Linked DNA regions of Homo sapiens: region 2 is linked to region 1. Evidence: chromatin loops called from intact Hi-C (ENCODE). Cell type or tissue: endothelial cell of umbilical vein. All regions are shown on one strand.

Region 1 (8,000 bases):
GTCAGTGCCAGTAGGGAGAGGCACAATCATTTGGGCATAATTTTATCAGTGGGAGGTCTGGGAATGAGTTTGGATGCAGTCCTTTTCAGGTATTGTGAAATTTCTTAGTAAGGAGAAAAAATTTAAAACATAAACTAATTCATGAAATCCTCTTATTAACTGTTACTGTGATAAAAATCTATGTTACAAAATTATACACAAGGTTAAAATCATAGACCATTCATTTGTGCTTAAAAAATGTTTAAGAGCACAAATCCATTGATTCCTTTGGAAATGCAAAATAAAATTTAACCTTGACTTAAAATTTATTTCCATTCCCTTCTACCATGTTTCTTTCCATCCACTACAATTCAGTCTTGCTGGTTTAGTTATGAGAGGAGGAGGGGTAACAGCAGGATAGCAAGGCAGATGCAGTGTGGTATGAATTGAAGGATAAAGTTATGTTTGAGATAATGCAAGAACAATACGAGGACAGAGTTACTGAAACACATTTGAATCAATGTAAAAAATTAGCATATTATTACTGGACCCATTGAATAGCTCAAGGAACCTATTGAACTAGAGAAATGCCACTTAAACAAGAACATCTTGTTTTCTGGTAGAAAAGGGACAAAGATTCAACACGGTATGCCAATCAGAGAAAATGTGCAATTTATATAGATGAGAACTTGATTCTTTCTAGACGCATGATAGGTAAGAAAATTTGGGCCGGGCGCAGTGGTTCACACCTATAATCCGAGCACTTCGGGAGGCTGAGGCGGGCGGATCACCTGACAGGAGTTTGAGACCAGCCTGGCTAACAGGGTGAGACCCTGTCTCTACTAAAAATACAAAAATTAGCCAGGCATGGTGGCACGTGCCTGTAATCCCAGCTAGTCTACTCGGGAGGCTGAGGCAGGAGAATCACTGGAACCCGGGAGGCGGAGCTTGCAGTAAGCCGAGATCGCGCCACTGCACTCCAGCCTGGGTGACAGAGCAAGACTCCGTCTCAAAAAAAAAAAAAAAAGAAAGAAAAAGAAAATTTGAAGATGAGTAAGATCTTTCTCACGATATGTTCTGCTATTAACTAGGAAGAAATGGGAAAAATAGACCCCCACTTTCACCAGTATGCGAAAATTTAATTATAGTCAAAGAAAATTTGGTATACGTGCACAATGAAATACTATTCAACCATTAAAAAGAATGAAATCCTGTCATTTGTGCCCACATGGATAGAACTGAAGGACATTGTGTTAAATGAAATAAGCCAGGAACACAAAGTTAAACACCACATGTTATCACTCATATGTGGAAGCTAAAAAAGTTGATGTCATAGAAGTAAAAAGCAGAACAGAGGGTACTAGAGGCTGGGCAGGGTAGGGGGAAGGGAGGGCTAGGGAGAGATTTGTTAAAGAATGCAAAATTACAGCTAGATAGGAGGAATAAAGTATAGTGTTCTCTACCACTGTAGGATGATTTTAATTAGCAATAATATATAGTTTCAAATAGCAGATGGAGGATATTGAATGTTCCCAACACAAAGAAATGATAAGTGTTTGAGATTATGGATGTGCTAATAACCTGGATCTGAGCACTATACATTATACGCATTAAAATGTCACTATGTACCCATGAATATGTACAATTATCATTTGTCAAATTAAAAAATAAATTAGTCAATAACCACACAATGGAGGCTCTTATGGTAAACATTACCCATTTTTAAGTATTTTTCTAATAATTATATTCGAAAGTATTTAAAAAAGTATAAACACAAGTTACATCCTGTATCCTGGAATATCTGGTTAAATATACATTAAAACTCCTTTAATTTGCACTTTGTCTTGCTTTTGCAAAATGGGAGGCAGTGTAACATGCCCTTGTGAAAAAAGGAAGTAAATATTTGATGTGAAAAGAAAACAATTTTTAACCTAATAATAAAGAATAATAAATATTTTTAGATATAATTTTGGTAGGGTCATGTATATTCAAAGTATAAATATGTAAATCACATAAACTATTACTAATAGCATACTCTTTCCTAGAGTCACTGAATTGATCAAACCAAATAATTTCTGAAAGCATCACTGATCTGGTTTGATAAGGTAACATGGGGTGGGTAAGTAGGGCAATGGGAAATGTTATTTGGTATTAAAATTTCAAATAACTGAAAATCTGGATGATATATGAGAACCACATCTTTTCCCTTTAAATTTGTTTTCTATTTCATCAGGTTGTACAGGCACAGACTTAAAGTCAAAAACTGTAACTAGGCTTGTTACTAAACCGGTACTCCCCAACTTGCTCTCCAGTTACATCTTTGTATTTCCATATTGACTTCTACATCTTTAAGTAACATGTTTACATTTTAACCTCTTGATTTTCCAATTTTAGACTTAGAAAAATGAAGACTAACTCCTTTTCAGTTACCACCTACTACATACATGCACCACCTCCCTGACTCTTGTGTCCCAGTAGAGTTCTACTTTTGATTTTAGAATCATTTCAGATTTTCAGAAAACTTGCAAGGATGGTACAGAGAAGTCATATGTACCTTGCACCCAGTTTTCCACATGTTAAACCTCCCCTTAGCTCATTAGGTATACTGGTGTTCTGTTCTTTCCTTCTCAGAGAGGCCTCTTAAAGCCTCATAATCTGCTCCAATATAGATGGATTAATCTCAGAGCCTACTAGAGCTCTGTAGTCTTGGAACCTTCATTCATATTTGTGTTCTCTTGCTTCCTGGACACACACACATACACACACTCTCTCTCTTTCCCTCTTTGTTTACTCCCTCATTTTCATGGAGCACATCCTCTAGAAAGACCTTGCATGTCTTAAAATGACTTTATTTTACTCTCATATTTAGTTGATATTTGTTTGGGTATGAAATTTCAGGAAAAAAACCCCACAAATGTCCTTAGTATTTTGAGGCATTATTCAATTGATTCTAACCTTCATTTGTTGTCCTCGTGATATCCAAGCCATTCTTAATTCTTCTTACAAAACCTACTTTTTCTTCCTTGATACTTTTAGAATCTTGTGTCCAACTTTATCTTCCAACTATTTATTGAGTCTTTTAAAAATTCTTACCTTATTTTTAATTTCTAATGCCTCTATTCTTTGAATGCTATAGGAAGTTTGTCAGCAAACTTTAGAAAATTAAAAGCAATGAACTAAACAGTTTATTGAAAGCTCTGTGTGTGCAAGCATGTGGCTTATTGTCTAAGGGCTTTTCTGTAGAGTGGCCTGTATGATAGAAACTCCACTGTCAGTAATTTTTGCTCTTTTCTCTTGACTAGTTAGACTAGTTAGAGTCCTCAGTGAATGTGCTTCTAATCTCCTACCTGGGAGACAAAAGCCTGGCTGCTCACCCACTATGTTACTGTATAGTCTTTCAGTACAGAGAGAGTGTATTTTATATTCTGGAGATGTTAAAACTCCCAGGGCAAGGAAGAAACTGTTGTCTAGCTGCACAAGAAAGTAGAGAGAATCTGAAAACCAAACTCTTTTTTAAAAAGACTTTCGGCTGTAATTTAATTTTTAGCCTGTATCTCTCCCGCTCCCATCTGCAGGGGTTACTGGTATCATTAATGTGGATCCTTTTTGAGTTCTTTGGTATAAAATTAAGTTGCTTTTCAGATGCTCACTGCTAATTTAGTATTTAGCTTTCTAGTCCATCTGCTTTCCAGTTTCCAAAAATTTATCATGATTGTGTTCTCTCCTATTATCTTTGTCCTTGCTATGCTATCTAAAAAAATCCTTTTATTGTTGTCTTACTGGGGTTTAAATGAGGAATGGAAGCTAATGCATATGTTCAACCTACCATTTTAACAAATGTAACCCTGTTATTATTAATCCAATTACAGCCGATATGTTAGATAGGGAAAAAATTCATATCTTCATAGCCATTTCCTCTCATTTGAAGGGAGATCAGGGCAAAAATTAGAATATATGCATAATATTTAATAATTTTAGGTTTGTCTAAGACCCCAAACCGGATAATTCTAAGTCCATAAATCTTTCCTAACTGTTTAAATTCCAATTTATTTCAGCGTCATGAGTCATTAAAGCAGAGAGTTCGTGAGAGAGGAAAGCAGTTGGCTCATGTTCCAAAACAACTCTGAGTGTTTACTGGACTTCAGGAAGCTTATCTTGGTACACTCAGATCAAAGCTATTCACACAATGACTGAATAAACACATTGGCTAATGATGATGGCAAAGATTCTGATACGATACTAAGGAAAATACAAATACTAGGACAAGAAAACTTTGAAAAGCATTAAGAATTTAATTGGGAAGTAAACCTTTTCACTTCATGGGAACGAGTGTGCTAAGTCATCAATCTAAGCATGTGCTGGTGTGAATTGCATAACTGCAACTCTTATTAGACAATTATTATTTGAATACTTATTCTGGTATATTCTCCTAGGCTATCATATCACTTTTAAATAATACATTTAAAATTATTGCAGTAAATATGTATTTATGACACAAGATTGTAATTGTCATTGGCATTAAGTTAGTCAGTGTCTAGATTGTTTCTTTAGATTCTTTATATCAAAACAACGTGTTAACAATGGGATGAAAGAAAGTAGCTTCCAGTTTCTGAATTGGAGATTTTTCTTTGCAGGATTTTTAATGCTATTGTTCTTTTTTAAAAAGTGGAAGTATGTCTCATCTTAGAATAATTATGCTGTGCTCTAGATGTTTGTCCTTGGGAAAACTGAACTTACAGGTAGGGATTAAAATAGAAGCAACTTCCTAGAAGGGCAATTTTTAAAGTGCTTCCAAAGAGTTAATATCCTCTAATTTTTTATTTCAAGACCTTTTTTCTTGCCTCAGATGAGAACCTTTCTAAATGCATTCTACAAAAGATTTTATACTTTTTGGTATAGGAATCTAACATCAGAAAACTCCCAAATGAAGCTGTACTTCCCTTCACCATTTTTGAAGTGCAAATCTGCACTTTGATATTTTTCTGCCGATGAGAAACAAAAAAGTGGGGGTGGGCACATTAAAGATAGCTTTTATGTCAAATGTTAGGTGGAAGGTCTCTTGGAAATCATGAGTCAGATAACTGATTCAGGGGGAGAAATCAGGACTCTCTGTGCCCTTGCAGATCACACTGATGTTAGTAACTTTGAGTCCATTATCTTGGAATCTGCTCTGATACCTTCTGCAAATGGCCACTGAAGTATTTTGATAAATGGGATTTTTCTTGTCTATTTTTAAGTGGTGGTGAAGAGAAATGTTAAATTGCCATAGAGACTGACTATGGGGTGGAGCCCCAGATATAATGCATGTAGCTGCCAAATTTGGAGGTATCTTTTATTAAAGGAAATTATTTGAAGAAACATTCAGATGATTCTAGCCATACTGAGTCACCCTAATCACTGAATCTTCCTAGCTGAGGCCTCAGACATTGTAGAAGAGAGACAAGGATTTCTGAAAAAAAAAAAAAAAATCATCACTGTTTAAGCCACTAAAATTGAAGTAATTTGTTGCACAGCAGTAGCAACTGGAGTAACTGCTTATATTATTTTTCCTTCTAGTAGCTCTGTCACTGTCTTCCCCAAACAAGGCTGAAGCTGTGCTGCATATTCTTACCTAGCCTAGGAAGTCATAAAACATCACTCTGCTTCATTCTGTTGGATACTGATGAGTCAAAACTTGCCATTTTCAAAGGAAAAGAATGCAGACACCTCTTAAAAGAGCAGGTGAGATGGGAAATGCATTGTGGCTATCTTTGGAAAATACAATCTGTCACCTGAATCATTAACTAGATCATGGCACATCCAAATGTTGGAATATAAGAAACTGAGGAAACCTGCTTAAAAAGTACTTAATGATAAGGGTTGTTTCTGTTGCAATTTTAAGTAACATGGGATATAAATATAACGGTGTTTTAAAGGTGGAATTAAATGGAATAAGAGAAGATAAGGATCCAGTACTATTCCTCAGTAAATATGAATATTCACAAAAATCATAAGTGAATAAATGTCTGCAATAGTATAATATGTCAAATAAGCATGAGAATAAAATATGAAAGCTGAATAGATTAGTACTAATTAAAAACATTTAAATAATATTTAAAGATTTTGCCAAAACCTAAAATATAATAAATGAAAAGATATGCTTAACCAAGCCAGTTAAAAAAATTATTTCTATTTCAACAGTTTTTGGAGTACAGGTGGTTTTTGGTTACATGGGTAAGTTCTTCAGTGGTGATATCTGAGATTTTGGTGCACCTGTCACCTGAACAGTGTATACTGTACCCAATATGTAATCTATTATCCCTCACCTCTCTCCCCGTCTCCATCATTGAGTCCCAAAAGTCCATTATATCATTCTTATGCCTTTGCATCTACATAGCTTAGCTCTTGCTTATAAGTGAGAACATATGATATTTGGTTTTTCATTCTGAGTTACTTCATTTAGAATAATGGCCTCCACCTCCATCCAAGTTGCTGCAAAAGACATTATATCATTCCTTTTTATGGCTGAGTAGTATTCCATGGTGTATACATATCACATATTCTTTATCCACTCATTGATTGATGGGCACATAGGTTGGTTCCATATCTTTGCAATTGTGAATTGTGCTGTTATAAATGCACGTGCATGTATCTTTTTCATATAATAACTTATTTTCCTTTGGGAAGATACTTAGTAATGGGATTGCTGGATTGAATGGTAGTTCTACCGTTAGTTCTTTAAGGAATCTCCATACTATTTTCCATTGTGGTTGTTCTAATTTACATTCCCACCAGCAGTGTAAAAGTGTTCCTTTTTCACCACATCCATGCTGACATCTATTGTTTTTTGACTTTTTAATTATGGCCACTCTTGGAAGAATAAGGTGGTATCTCATTGTGGTTTTAATTTGCATTTTCTTGATGATTAGTGATGTTGAGCATTTTTTCATAGGTTTGTTGGCTGTTTGTATATCTTCTTTTGAGAAATGTCTATTCATGTCCTTTGCCTACTTTTTGATGGGATTATTTGTTTTTTTCTTGATATTTGTTTGAGTTCCTTGTAGATTCTGGACACTAGTCCTTTGTTGGATGTATAGTTTGTGAATATTTTCTTCAACTCTGTGGCTTGTCTGTTTACTTTGCTGATTATTTCTTTTGTTGTGTAGAAGCTTTTTAGTTTAATTAGGTCCCATCTATTTATTTTTGTTTTTGTTGTGTTTGTCTTGGTGTCTTAGTCATAAATTCTTTACCTAAGCCAATGTCCAGGAGAGTTTTTCTGATGTTATCTTCTCCAATTTTTATGATTTCATGTCTTAGATTTAAGTCTTTGATCCATCTTGAGTTGATTTTTGTATAAAGGGAGAGATGGGGATACAATTTTATTCTCCTACATGTGGTCTCCCAGTTTTCCCAGCACAATTTATTGAATTTTCTCCAATTTATGTTTTTGTAGGCTTTGTTGAAGATCAGTTGGCTGTAAGTATTTGGCTTTATTTCTGGGTTCTCTATTCTGTTCCATTGGTCTACATGCCTTTTTCTTTTTATACAAGTACCATGCTCTTTTGGTAACTATAGCCTTGTAGTACAATTTGAAGTCAGGTAATGGGATGCCCCCAGCTTTGTTCTTTTTGCTTAGTATTGCTCTGGTTATGTGGGCTGTGTTTTGGTTTCATATGAATTTTAGGATTTTTTTTCTAGTTCTGTGAAGGATGATGATGGTATTTTGATGGGAATTTCATTGAATCTGTAAATTGCTTTGGGCAGTATGGTCATTTTTACAATACTGATTCTTCCTACTCAAGAGCATAGAATGTGTTTCCATTTGTTTGTGTCATCTATGATTTCTTTCAAAAGTGTTTTGCAGTTTTCCTTGCAGAGATCTTTCACCTCTTTTATAACCAAGAAACTTTTACAGGCGATTTCCATCAAACACTCCAGGAACAGATAATCCCTGTATTTTACAGTTGCTTCAAATTTTTTTAAAAAAGCTATTTGAGCATTTTATGAGGCCAGTATAACTTTGACTTTCAAACTAGATGAGT
Region 2 (8,000 bases), 76 kb after region 1:
GTCTACAACAATGTGTTTATATTTTGTGTGTGTGCACATGTACAAATATGAATACAGACCAAAATCTTAATAGCACTTATCTATGGGTTGAAAGATATGGAGTAGTTTTTCCTTTCCTCTTTTTACTTTTTGCATTGTTTGAATTTTTTTATAATAAGCATTTATTATAGCTGTTATATAAACGAGCCAAAGATTGCCTCTGTATATACGTCAGTTTGTTCATTTCTTCACTGCAGGCTGAGACACATTAGTTCAAAAGCCCACTAGCACCAACCTTAAACTTGACATATCCAATTGTTTCAAAAATACAGATTTTTAACTGTTTAGAGTCTGCCTGCTTTGCATACCCTGTGAAACCTTACCTGACAGCTGTTACCCATTGATAAGGTAAAACATTGTGGTTACAAAACCAAACTGCTATGGCCCTTTGGAGGTCTCTGACCCAGAGACCTCTGTCAGATTGCTGAGTGACATCACTTATATAGGAAGCACCGTTTCCGATCTTGCTCTCACCCAGGGATTCCCTTGCCCTCCTCATCTCCTGGAGGATGGCTCCCCATCTGAAGCCTCTGGATGATCGTGTGCTGTGACGGATTTCCCCTCTTACGCAATTCGGTAGAAGTGCTGCTCAATAAAGTGTGTTGGGTGTTACTGCCTTTCATGGTCACATATGTTACATTGATCAGCCTCAGAATCCCTTGAATACCATCTCCCAACCCCCAGGTCTTTGTAATAACACATAATAATAACAAAGTGGTGTTATTAAACCAGTTTTCTTTTTTTTAAGAATTTAAATGGGTCCCTACCCTGTGCCAAAGAAAACCTGGGCAGAATCAAGCTTCCAAGAAAAGATGCCTTGCAAAGCCTGGACCCAGGGAAGCTTAAGCTTCTAGTCAGGGTTTCGGTATTGACAACCAAGTTCAGACAGAAACTATCCTGTGAAATCTCAGCCGGCCGGGCGCGGTGGCTCACGCCTGTAATCCCAGCACTTTGAGAGGCCGAGGCGGGTGGATCATGAGGTCAGGAGATCGAGACCATCCTGGCTAACAAGGTGAAACCCCGTCTCTACTAAAAATACAAAAAATTAGCCGGGCGCGGTGGCGGGTGCCTGTAGTCCCAGCTACTCGGGAGGCTGAGGCAGGAGAATGGCGTGAACCCGGGAAGCGGAGCTTGCAGTGAGCCGAGATTGCGCCACTGCAGTCCGCAGTCCGGCCTGGGCGACAGAGCGAGACTCCGTCTCAAAAAAAAAAAAAAAAAAAAAATCTCAGCCATAACCACAAAATCACATTGTCCTGGATTTTTATCTCAAATACCCTTTGTTTTTAATATTACCCAGGCTCTATAGCTGGTATGTAGGTAGCAGATAGTCTAAGTGTTATTTCAGGGTAGTTTTCCAGTTCTTTATCCATATAAGTCATCAGGGACCTACCACAACTCCCTCCTTCCCCTCCTATGATATTTGCTCCTTTTATCAAAGTTTGTTTCGTGGATTCATCTAAGTGTTCTCCCTCATTCCCAGTAAGATTGCAGACCAGCAATCTTGTATGCTTCTCCCCTCAAGGAGTGCTCCCCTCAATTTGGAAAGGGTTCTCTTCTCAATATCTTCAACTGTGTTTCAGTATCCAAATACAGTTTGTTGATAGCATCTGCATCTTTCAAGTCTTTCCCCGCTTGCAGGGTAGAGAGCTGCTCCTTAACTCTCCACCCCGACTCCCTAAACTATCCTTGCTGATTAGGTAAGTCTTGGTTACTAACTAGGAAATGATCATCAATTACCACCGGACTTTAAGTGTACTATATTTATATATCTATATGTATATTCCTATCTTCCAGACTCTGGTGCAAATTTGCAAATTGAGCAGACTATTTTTTATTGGACATTCTAAGCTGCTATACAGCTACTATATATTGAAGCTTTATTTAACTTAAATAGATGAGATAGGTGGAATGAATGATTTTCATTTTACATTTAGGAACCTGAATCATCTTTGAGAAAGCAGGAGAGAAACTTGGCCACAGAGTTAGAGGGAAGGAAGCTATTTTCCTGAATTCCAATTCCATGTTCTTTGGAGATCTTCCTTGATAATCTTTGTCGCCTTTCTCCTCAACTAGAAAGTGCTTAGCGTTACTATCCCTCATGTGAGACATCCTGTGCTCTGACAATGGAAAATGAAAAATCATACTCAAAGATCTATTTTTGTTCACTTCCAAGCAAAGTATAGATAAAGAAGATCCAAAGAGGTGCTTGAATGGAATTTTCAGTTCATGTAAGTGTCCACATTTCTCTCTCCTGACTATTTCAAAAGTGATTGCTAGTTGAATGTGCCTTTGTAGCATGTCAGTATAAACCATTTTGATAGAATTATATGTTTCCTTTTCACCTAAGATCCTCCTTTCCCCTAAACCTTTTGTTCTGTTCTTGTCTCTAATTCTGTCTCTTCATTGGAAGTGATTTACTCAGGATACAAAAGTCACTCTCTGCTTCTTTCCAAATGTCAGTCCTCAGAACTTTCTCACACACTCTTAGAACCATATCAGAAATAAAAAAGACTCTCAAATCAGGCTTTAATTACAATCACTCTTGAGGGCACATCAGCCTCTCAATAACGACTAAGTTCACAGTATTCAAAGAACAACTCAAAGTATAGCATGTCCCAGTGCCCCACATTTTTCAGGCACTAAACGGTCTCATCATTTTTTTAGTTTCTTTTTTTTTAAGCAAGAAATATGCTTCAAAGAATAAATTTACAGACTTCAGTTTTTACACTTGGTTCACTGTTATGTATAATTAACACATTCCTGTTCTCCTCTCCACTTAATTTAGAACAACATTAAATTTCCATGCAGCTCATCAAAAGCATATGTGGATTATTGGAATGTAGTTAGGAAACTCAATCAGTAGGAATTTCATCCAAAAACACCTGGAACCCAGCTTACCAGATACAAGTCTATGAAAACTTGTGAAGGAGACAGTTTAGCATGTTTCCCTCTGGTTTGGTGTGTTGGCTCTTCTCTAAGTATCTTCCTTGCCACCTCATCACCATCCTTGGCTCAGAAGGCCTCCTGGAGATGAGAAGCTTCTCTTACAGGAAGCATGTCTCCCAACACTCACACTGTAAAGTACCACTTTACCAACTAGGTGACTTGGTAAAGCTTGTATGGTATTATATAGCTGTTCTTGCAGTGGCTTCCTGAACATAATGCCTCTCCCTTGCCTTACAGGCCCATTAATAATTCTCCTGGGAGGAATTTTTGTTTAGGAGACAAGAATATCTTTTTCCTAGATGATCATTAAATATTCCTCAGTATAAAAAAAGCCATGTGTTGATAATAATAACAATCATAATATTAATGAATAATAACAATAACAGACATTCATAGGGGACTTATTTTGTTCCAAAACAGTGTCCTAAGTGCTTTCCACATTATTTTAACTTATATCATCATCATAAAACATCTTACTGGTTGAGACTGTTATTATCATCATTCTACAGACAACCTTTTGAAGAGGAGCAGAGATTGCCTTACCACTGACTAAGGAGTGTCTTCCTCCTACTTAGGGTTCGGTAATGACGTGAAAAGCATTTTTAAAAAGACAGTAAATGGAGCATATTTGGGGTATGCATTTTACTATTGCTGGTGCCGATATGTGCTACAGCAAAACCTCTGCCAAGAGAGGATAAAAGGAGTCAGCTCATAGTGGGTGGATACTAGAACTAGACAGAGGTTCAGATTGACATTGTTTAGGGGGATGGGGAGATCTAACAGGAAAAGGAGATGACTCAGAAAGAACTTCCCCAACAGTTTAGGATGCCCCCTAATGATGGGAACATTCTAAGATATCCGCTAGAGAAAAAGTCCAGGAAGGTATGGCATAGATTTCTCATTGCTGCTTCAACATTCATTTACCCTTTCTTTATTAGTAAGAGAGCTCCAATTTTATTTAGGGTGGCAATGTGCCTAGCTAAAATAATGCATTTCCCAGCTTATCTTGAGATTAAAGTGGCCACTTCACTGAGCTATGACCAGTGAGAAGTAAACAAAAGCTATTAGAATGAGAAGACAGACAGCTGGCATGTGTCACTTTGCCCCTTCCTTTTCCACACCCTACCTCCTAGAATGCAGATATGATAGATGAGGCTCCAAACACCATTTTGGACTATTGTGGTGATCCTGCAGATGGAAGCCAAATAATAAGAATGGAAGAGCAGATGGAAGTCAAATAAGAATGGAAGAGCAGAAATAGAGATGGAGGATGAGTCCCTGATGATCATGGGGTCACCATATCTTCCCCAGACTGCACATCTCCAAACTTATTTTATGTGGAATAAAATATATCTTCATAAGTTTAAGCCATTGATATATCTGACATGTTGTTATATGCAGCTGAACATGATTCTTAGCGGATCCACAAAGTTAGCTGAAGGTTTTATGGGCAGCAGAACCTTCCCTTTACAAGGAAAGAAAACTCAAAAGACCCCTCTACCAACAGACAGCAAAGGTCCTGTGGAGAGAGGCCAAATGAAGAGATCCAAGCTAGGAATTTCCCAAGCCCTTGAACAAGACAATCAACCTCCTTGCTTCTCAGTCCTCCCACTGACAAAATAAGAAAGCTAAATGTGATTATTAAGTCTCCACTCCAGGTAGAAAATTCTGCAATTTTACAATTATGAGCGAATAAGACACACCAGTGTTGCTAAAAACCTGCTGAAAGGCTATTAGAGTAAAGGTGCTATTTTCTCCTGTAGGGAGAGGTAACTTAATCAGATTTGACTGAAACCCAGTCCGAGGCTGTCTGGCCACTTGGCACAGGGTTGCTACTACTTTCGGATCAGCTTGTGATTGCCATAATCAGGGACTATTTGATTGGACAAACAAGTTCATTTCAACAGACTTAAGCATTCCTTATCCTAGTAACACAGGGATATCTTACTGAAGCAGAGAACACCAGGGCAGGAAGTCCAAACAGGAAAACTGAGAACTGGAAAACCAAAAAGTCTCTCTCCCTGTCTGTGGTCAAAGTGGTACAATCACCTTGGCCTCCTCCTCCTATTTCTCACTACTGTTAAGCTCCTTTGCTGCAGGTCTTATATGGTAGAAATATGAAAATGGCTTTCCCAGCTCTACATAATCTCTCTTTCAAGCTAGTACATGTGTTTCACTGGTTTACACTCCACGTCACTCAAATTTCTCATGGAATCTGATTGGTTCAGCTTTAATTAGCAATGACCCTGGGACAGTGTAAAGCCACAGGGTACAGGCAGGATAGGCAGGGCTTTGGGGCTGGCTCTCTAGGGAGGAGTATGACTGGGAAGGGAGAATTTGTATCTTCAGAGTAACAGTAAGGAAGTTTTTTCAGCGTTCCTCTTTAGGACAGGATGCATGTCTTTCCAATCTAAGAGCTCCATCCACAGGACTCTGCTGAGGTGGGGCAGGATGAGCGTAGATGGATTATACCAAGATATATCAAGTCGTGCCTCCTAACCTGCCTGGAGTGATACAAATGTATCACTGTTTTGAGTTTATAACATTTACTACAGAAGAGTTCTATGACACCTGTGTACGGGCATTTGGAATGATTACAGGCACTTGGAATGATTACAAATTGAAATAAAATTATTATGAAATTTTTGTTGAGACTCTAATAACATAGCATTCCTTCAGATAATTAAAGTGTTGGAAACAGGATAGAAAAACTGCTAATTTAGCCTTCCTTTTATCTGTTTCACTAGCTCTTGTTATAACCTTCTCTACTTTATGCAGAACTTGTCTGTGTAATTCAGAACTTGTTAATTACCACCTTGACCAGTTCTGAACTCTGTTATTTGTGGATCATCTTGATAATTAACTGGATGTTTCTATATTTTAATTGGATAGAATTCATCACTTTATACTATATTTACAATTGTTATGGTATGAAAGCCACCTCACTAATAGATGTTTTGCTTTTTTAAAACTATAATAATATATGGAAACTTTTAGTATTTTTATTTATTTTAGAATTTGGCTCAAAATAATAGTTTCCATGACATCTTCTATCCCACATTAATAATTATTTTACCCTCAAGAGCATAAGAGATTTAGTTTGTTGTCAAAATTTTGTTTTCTCAAAATTCAATTTCTCTTAGTCTTTAGTCTCTTAAGCATAAAAAGATGAAATATAATACATAGAGGTCACACTAAAAAATAAAATCCAGATTTAAGCTTCTTATGGTGGCTTAGACAGGTCACTTAATCCTCTGAACTTCAATTTTCATTATGTAAGGTGGTCAAAATAATATCTGAATCTACTCCATGTAATTTTTAAGTTTACTAAATGAAATATGGTTATGAAAGTAATTTTAAAAATGTAAGAATGTGCAACATTATTAGATACTATCAACAGGAAGCTTACCTATTCTTCTATGTCTTATAAGATGATAAATTGCTGTTGTCAGAATAAAAGTAGATGAAGCATAAATGAATCAGGTAACCTAGGCTTATATTGGTGAACAACACAAGAGTATAGACACCTCTCTATGATAAATATGAGTGAAACATCATGATTAGGGGTAAATTGGTTTACTATTTCATCAAGACAGCATGCCCATACAATATAACAGAACAGCTTTTAGGGGAGACACTCTATATAAAATGATGCTTGCTAATCACTCATCATTTTTTTATTATGTAAACTGCCAGACAACTGATTTGACAAAAATCTTATGAATTAGTTTAAATGCATTCCTGACGTGTAATCAATATCTCCAGCAGACTTCAAGAATGCATTGCAGTGTGTTACATCCTTATTAGACATATCAAAATGAGCCTTACCTGAAGCTAATATCATTAAATCACTCAAGAACTTAATTTTAGTTCAGTAATCGACTTCCATAAAATTGTCACTGGAAATGCTGAAGGGACAGCCCATTAGAGTATAAAATTGTAGGTTTGCTTTCTTCATCTTTCTTAAAATGCACTAAAGCAAATCTAGTTAGAAACATGAAAAATACCATGAGTATTACATACCTTCTCTAATAAATTTCATATTCTGAAATCAGAAAGTGTTGAGAGATGGTTAAGATGAGAAATTATGTAATATTTGACCCACTTTTCTTGAAATCCTTCAGTTTGTAGCTTGTTGGTATTTGCCCCTGGCTCCCTATGATGATGTTTTTTGTTTGTTTCAGCTCTCATACTACTAAAGTGTCATAATTTTCCAACACTTTAACACTTTGGTAGTCCATTTACTGCCATATTCTTTGCATTTTTGCATAGGATTTTTTGTCGATAATTTTGCTATTTAAAATGGCCCCAAACTGTAGTGTTGGAAGTGCTATCTAGTGTTCTGAAACACAAGAAAGCTGTCATGGCCTTATGGAAAATATATATTAGCTAAGCTTTGTTCAGGCATGAGTTACAGACCTATTCTCCATAAGTTCAATGTTAATGAATCAACAACATGTTAAATAAGGTGTCTTTATATCACAACACACATAAAACAAGGTTACACGGTTTTGTTTGGGGGGTTTTATGGCTTTAAATAGTGGAAGGGAGAAATGGGGAGAAGTTGGTCAAAGTGTACAAAATTTCAATTATGCAAAAATGAATTAAGCTCTAGAGATCTAATGTATAGCATGATGATCATAGTTAACAATACTATAATGCATACTTGAAACTTGCTAAGAGGTAGATCTTAAGTTTTCTCACCTAAAGAATAAAAGAAAGAAAATGGTAACAGGGTTATATATTGATTGATTAATAAAAATTTTGTGACCAGAGGGCTCGCAGGAACCTAGCTCCATATTTCCTCTAAGACCAATTATCCAGTATTTGCTAAATCAGTGTTCAAAGAAACATTATAGAACATAAGTATCACAAATAAAAATTATGTCTAGAGAATATATATATACATACACAAATATATGTATACAGAAAATATATATACACATATGTATGTATACAGTTTTAAATGTTACTATTTGGTTAAAAAAAAGTCAATAATGGGCCAGGCGTAGTGG

What was found. A loop is a pair of places that touch in the nucleus more often than their neighbours do. Peaks named below come from ENCODE experiments on the same cell type or tissue, not always from the same donor. Only the 100,000 strongest peaks of a DNase experiment are listed, where the experiment ranks them.
Region 2: it touches region 1 in a loop (5-fold over the local background); 2 of 110 quality-filtered maps call a loop at or near these places.

What each region holds. Positions count from the first base shown.
Region 1 is chr14:38,286,672-38,294,671 of GRCh38, forward strand. LOC112268136 (a long non-coding RNA gene) reads left to right here. Exons shown (of 5, transcript NR_169588.1): 3 at 5,536-5,700. Among named protein-coding and RNA genes, the nearest start is that of CLEC14A, 35 kb to the left of the region's middle. In endothelial cell of umbilical vein, no CTCF peak of the experiment used is centred here; DNase peaks (open chromatin) are centred at 2,820, 3,190, 4,160 and 4,940; H3K27ac peaks cover 3,622 bases.
Region 2 is chr14:38,362,805-38,370,804 of GRCh38, forward strand. No RefSeq gene overlaps it. Among named protein-coding and RNA genes, the nearest start is that of CLEC14A, 110 kb to the left of the region's middle. In endothelial cell of umbilical vein, no CTCF peak of the experiment used is centred here; DNase peaks (open chromatin) are centred at 3,807 and 5,017; H3K27ac peaks cover 2,186 bases.